Linked DNA regions of Homo sapiens: region 1 is linked to region 2. Evidence: chromatin loops called from intact Hi-C (ENCODE). Cell type or tissue: natural killer cell. All regions are shown on one strand. Links, peaks and the distances in the headings refer to the core of each region. The heading gives the core; the rest is flanking DNA. Region 1 overlaps APBA2 (amyloid beta precursor protein binding family A member 2). Region 2 overlaps APBA2 (amyloid beta precursor protein binding family A member 2).

The links. Peaks named below come from ENCODE experiments on the same cell type or tissue, not always from the same donor. Only the 100,000 strongest peaks of a DNase experiment are listed, where the experiment ranks them.
Region 1: it touches region 2 in a loop (3-fold over the local background); 8 of 110 quality-filtered maps call a loop at or near these places.

The regions. Positions count from the first base shown.
Region 1 is chr15:29,049,494-29,052,403 of GRCh38, forward strand. The region is part of intron 3 of APBA2 (amyloid beta precursor protein binding family A member 2); the gene reads left to right. Among named protein-coding and RNA genes, the nearest start is that of APBA2, 160 kb to the left of the region's middle. In natural killer cell, for the core only: no CTCF peak of the experiment used is centred there; a DNase peak (open chromatin) is centred at 1,608; H3K27ac peaks cover 1,382 bases.
Region 2 is chr15:28,992,784-28,995,693 of GRCh38, forward strand. The region is part of intron 2 of APBA2 (amyloid beta precursor protein binding family A member 2); the gene reads left to right. Among named protein-coding and RNA genes, the nearest start is that of APBA2, 110 kb to the left of the region's middle. In natural killer cell, for the core only: no CTCF peak of the experiment used is centred there; a DNase peak (open chromatin) is centred at 1,558; H3K27ac peaks cover 2,500 bases.

The DNA of each region.
Region 1 (2,910 bases), core at 287-2,786, 57 kb after region 2:
GCACCTTATTCCTGTGCCTCTAGGAAGGGTGGACATTTTCCCTGGAAGCAAGCAGATCTGGCTGAGGACAGCCTATCTCTGTCATACCTAAAAAATACAGGCACCTCTTCACATCTCAACAGTGAAGTCCCAGATGACCACCCTGACTGCCTCCAGCTCACCATAAAATCCTCTCCCACTGTATCTTACACTGCCCAGCCATCCACCAGTCGCTGAAAGACATGCACTGGTGTCTCAGGGGCCCTTTGTTGCCAGCAAGAGCAAAGACAGGTCACATGCTATATCTTGCTGAAAAGTGAGTTAGTGTTTTGGAAGGTCAAATGGAGGAACTAATTTATACCACACAGAAAAAAATGTGAAATGGGTGCTATGAGTGTAAAGTTCAGTGATTTGGAGGGCAAATTCCAGAGATATTCCAGAAAGAGAAAAAGGCCATTAGGGAGAGAAATAAAAAAGAAATAGCAAGAATCTTCCTGTAACTAAAGTAAGATGTGGGACTTGATTCGGAAAGGGCTCACCAAATGAATCTCACATAAAATTAATGAGACCCTCATAAAATTAAAAAAGACCCTTATCTAGACATAGTTTGCTGGAATTTCTGAACTCTAAGAGTGGAGAGGAAATTGTATCAGCTTCCAGACGGAAGGAATAGATTTTTGTACCAAGGTAAAAAGAATCTGAATAGTATTAAAATGCACATCTGCGAGACTGTAAGCTAGAAGATAGTGGAACAGTGTTAGCAAATTATTGTGAAAAGGATGCAATACAATAATCTTATACCTAGCAAAGGTATCATTCTATGTGAGATCAGAGCCATTTTATAGATACAAAAGAGTTACCTCCTAAGTAAACAAAATGACTCTAACAATTATTTTTACAAAATAAAAATGAAATCCCACTAAATAGTTCAAGAGAAAGAAATGCAAAAAGTATAGGAAGCAGTGGTAAGTTATGAATTGAGTAATTATAGTCCAAATTATATTGTTGTCGTAGTGTTATACATCTGGAATAAATTTTTCTGAAATCATCTGAAGGCTTGGAGAGCTAATAGGAAACACCAGTGGAAAATAAACTCCTGGTTCTATTGTAGTTCTCCTACAATGTCCTCAGTGTTTTCATTTTTGAAAACTTGAATAACATTTTAATAGGATCTGGACTGTTCCATGTTACTGTAATGTGTATTTTAGTCCTTATGTCCTATATTGGCCTAGAGAATATTTTATTTAGTGTTGGTATACATATTTATATGTGCATATTACAGATTTTATCCCCCCGAATGACAGAGATTTTGAAGTTAAGATAGCAAGAGTACTGTGTACTTTAGTTTGTTCTCTTAACAAGGATGTGCATACCTTCAACGTGCACAGCTTGATGTCAGAGCCTGGCGAGAAACAGGGATGCTGTAGAGATGGCACCGCTATGCAAGGAATGGGAGCTGTGTGCTCATGTGCCAGTGATGTACCATCTGCCCTTTGCCGTCCTGACGTCAAGACATGGACGTCTGGTTGCATGTTAGCAGCTGCATTCAGCACATGCTTCTGAGAGACCGTTTTGAGGAATGTAGTTACTGGAGATTGTGTCTGAGAGTTGTGGTTGCTAAGTCCCTGACATCACTCCTGCAGCCTCTCTCTTGTGGCTGGCTGTCCTCTGTGAAGATAAGAAATCTGGTGACAAGTTATATGTGGTCTTTGAGGCAGCTCAGTGTTCTTGATGTGTCCTCTGACACATCTGGGTTGCAGATGTCTTAGTGAGTGCTGGCCCCTTGTTCTCTTCTAGGGAACAGCTCTTTCGAATTGTCCTGCCAGTTTCAGGGTTTGCGAATGGGGTGACGGGCCCTGCAGGGTCCATCTCAGTGACAATTTTCCTGGTGTGGGACATCTTTGCTGTCTGTGGGCCACTCTAGGGGGAGTGCTGTGAATTGCTCCGCATACCAGTGATGCTCCTGAAACACGGCCATGGACAAGCCTGTGCAGGTGGCGGAGTAAACATTGCTTCTTTAGATGTCAAGTGTCCTTGGAGTGAATTCACACGTTGGAAGCATGTGGCTCCATCAGTAATTGTGCCCACACTCTGAGTGTCTGGACTGGATGAAATAATTATCTCCTTCTTCGTTCTTTTGGGAATATTCATACTGCTGTAACCGTGACCATCTGGTACACTCAGTCTCATAACAAGATGTGTTTTGGGCACCACTACAAACAAGGTGCTGTGTTTGGAGCTCTGGGGGGATACACAATATGGAAGGCCTTGAGTTTGTGGCCTAAACTAAAGAGACAAGAGGGGAAGAGGAGGTACAGGAAGGCAAGATGAGAGCCCGGGCAGTGACTGCTGAGGGTCACTGATAGCTCCTCTTTCATCTTCACTTCCTGCTCCCATCTGAGCCCAGATCCCTTTGCTTCTGCCACCTAAGGTCCTCACTGAGCCACTTCTCCACTGTCCTCTCTACTGTTTTAGTTTAAGCTCTCCTTTTTTTTCTTTTTAAAAATTGCAGTAAAATAGACATAAAAAATTTAGCATTTTAAGCATTTTCAAGTGTGCAAGCTCTTAACTGGACTACTGGAATATGTTTTTTTAAATAATTGAACTATCATGCAAGCAAAAAGGCATGTGTAATGTAAGAGTACAGTTTAAAGAATATGACAAACATTTGGGGAAGCAATTAGCTGAAGAAGTAGAACGTTGCTGGGCGTGGCGGCTCACCCCTGTAATCCCAGCACTTTTAGAGGCCGAGGTGGGCGGATCACGAGGTCAGGAGATCGTGACCATCCTAGCTAACACGGTGAAACCCCGTCTCTACTAAAAATACGAAAAATTAGCTCGGCATGGTGGGGGACACCTGTAGTCCCAGCTACTCGGGAGGCTGAGGCAGGAGAATGGTGTGAACCCAGGAGGTGGAACTTGCAGTGAGCT
Region 2 (2,910 bases), core at 310-2,809:
CTGCAGAATAAACCAGCTCCCAATCCTCCAAACAAAAATAAAGACCTGTGAATGGCTACACTTGGAGAGCAGAGTGTTTTGATATCATGGGGAGACCTGTGTACTTAATTTACGGCCTGAAGATTGAGAAGGATTTAATTGTTCCAAAAATGGTGAGAAAAGAGCAGGTCCCAGCCTTTCTGTCTGATCACAAACAGCCGAGGGGGACTGGGGAAGTGGCCTGGTCCTCACTGCCCCTGGAGGGGCAGGAAGAGGATGGAGTGATGTGCTTGGCAGATGCAGGAATGGCCAGGCAGTGGGAAAAGCCTAGGGTTTCCAAGCCATGTCTGATCCTCTGTGTTCCTTCTGCCTGCTGGGATGGAGCCCGCCCCCCAAATATGCCTGGCTCACTTACGACTCAGAGTCAGCTGCCCCCAGGGACTTCCCGGCTCTCGTGACCTTGCTGGGCATGACTTTCAGGGGAGCCCTCTGTCCAGGAGACATAGGTCACTCGAATCACACAGCCGTGCTTTAGTGAATGCTAGCCAGGGGCCCTGGAGAGGGCAAGGACAGGACACTCCTGCATGGAAACGAAAATGAATATTTTTCTCTGCAGAAAATGAAAAGTGGTGCTGGGTCCAAGTGGTAGGTGACCTGGCTTTTGAGCGAAAATGCTGCTGGGAAATGAGAGAAAAGAAACATGAAAAGAATGCAAATGAGGGTGGTGGACAGGGGCCCAGAGGCCTGATTCCTCCACCCTCCGCAAAGGCTGGGTGTGTGATGCCTATAAATAGACACTCAAAACCCGTTCTAAATGGAGTGAAGACATGGGCCTGCTTCCTCTTATGGAAAGGCCTTACATAAGGTGCAGTGCTGCTATTGCTCCTGGGCGGTGTGATGATTCTGTGCCTTTGTCGGAAGTCAGTGTGAAGCCTGTGGGGCTTCTGGGGGATGCACATGGATGAGCTCTGGGCTTTCTGGAGACTCGCAGACTCTGGGAAGGAGGCGGTGGGCGATGGGCAGGTCTCCTAGGGCTGGGAAACAGTCCTGAGACAGGCTCCGGGTTTCCTGAGGCGCTTCTGGGCCAGGAGCAAGTGGGAAAAGCTGGACTGCAGGGCTTGGTCAAGTGACAGCTGCCCAGAGCCGGAGTTTAGGGTGCCTGGAGAGGACAGGGGCTGGCAGGCCTGACTTTCTCACTGATCCACTTGGGGTCACAGAGCCAACCTGTAACAGAGTGAGGAACTGAGGCCGCATTGCTGGACTCCCAGTGGAGGATTCTTGCTGCTGGACTAACCTTTAGTTCATGAACTCACCCAGAAATTACTTATTTTTGGAGGACCGCAGATGGCGAGCTTAGGAGTGAAGAAGGGAATACTATTTGATGCTAATGTGATTCCAGGCAACATTCTAGAGGTTCCCTTGCAATTCACCTTCCCAGCCACCTTTGAAGTAGTTATTGGCCAGTTTTATACACGATGAAACTGACAGAGATGGTGTGAAGGGATTTTCTGACGTTCACACAGGAAGCAAGCAGCCCATGCTGACTCCACTGCGGAAAGCGTGTGTGTGATTGACATGCTTTTTGTGTGGTGCTCACTTTGGGTGTGATAAAGAGGCCTCCTTGCAAAGGGCCAGGATCTGTGAAGCACCATGTTGCTTCACAGAACAGGCCGTGAAAAGCCACAGAAGCACCATAGCCTGGGAAAGAAATGGAACAACGGTGCAAACAGCCAGTTTCCCCTGAGCAGAGGCAAGCAGGTTACGGCTCTGCAGCTCCCTTAACGGGTAGCTTGTTCAACATGGAAACATCTTTAGCCTCCTCAGAGACGTTGGGTCATCTCCTTTACATGGGGACCAGAAGTATCTTCCCTGGGCCATTTTGGGTGGAGGAAATTTCGTAATTATAACCCTCTGCTAGGGGTGTCTACCTAGGAAGTGAGAGCAACTGGCCGCTTTCTTAGAGAAGTGAAGACGCTGAGTAGACTAAACCTTTGTGATGAAGTCGAAGCCACTGTGTTGCCTGTGTCCTGTTTCCTTCCCCAGTGAATGGGGCTCTTCCCTACGACTGCAGACCCCAGGACCAGATTGCAGGTGCCCTGTCCAGCAGCGCAGCCATTCGTGAAGGGCTCGCAGCCTGGCCCGGCTCAACAGCTGATGCCCCCGGGAGGAGGCTGTATTACTATCCTTTTTGAAAGGAACACAGAAAGCCCTTTGTAACTTTGTCTGTAGCCAACATGGAGGGAGAGGCAGAATTCAGATGTGATGTTGCAGACAATTGAACACCCCTCCTCCTGTTCCACCCCAGCTTCCTGCCCGTAGCCTTCTAATGCCCTTGCCCTGAATTCCTGATCCAACCCAAGGGCCTGGCCTTGAAACCCCCGAGCCTGCTGGCAGTAGCTTCCTCTTCAGCCTTCCTGTGCAGAGCTTCCTCTATTCAGGGAAGTCTGAGACCTGGTGGCCTCTTTCTCATTCTTTTCATGAAACCATCTTGCCCAGGAGAAGGTGGGCTGAGACCCTGGGCATTGGAAAGGAGAGGTGGTCCTCCTTCCTCTCTTCACTTTCATCGCAGTCCTCTCCCCGCCCACCCCCATATGCACACCCTCCGCAGTCTGAAAGTGTCGTGAAGCACCAGCTCTGCAAACCCGTGGGGTCAAGCTTTGTTGTGGGAAAATACATATTCATGAGGGCTTTGAGGAGCCTCATTAAAATGCAGAGAGTCTCTCCTTTCAGAATGGTACATAAGCCATCTCTTTATTTGCCCAACACATTGTTCTTAAGGCAATAATTATGCGATGAATGGCTAAAGAAACATTTTAATTATTTGTTTAGGGTAATTTCTGATTATCTCATTAGAATTATAATCTGTCCACTTTTACAGGTGATTCAAAGCCTCATATTTACATTTTTATACTTGAAGGAGCTCTATGTGCG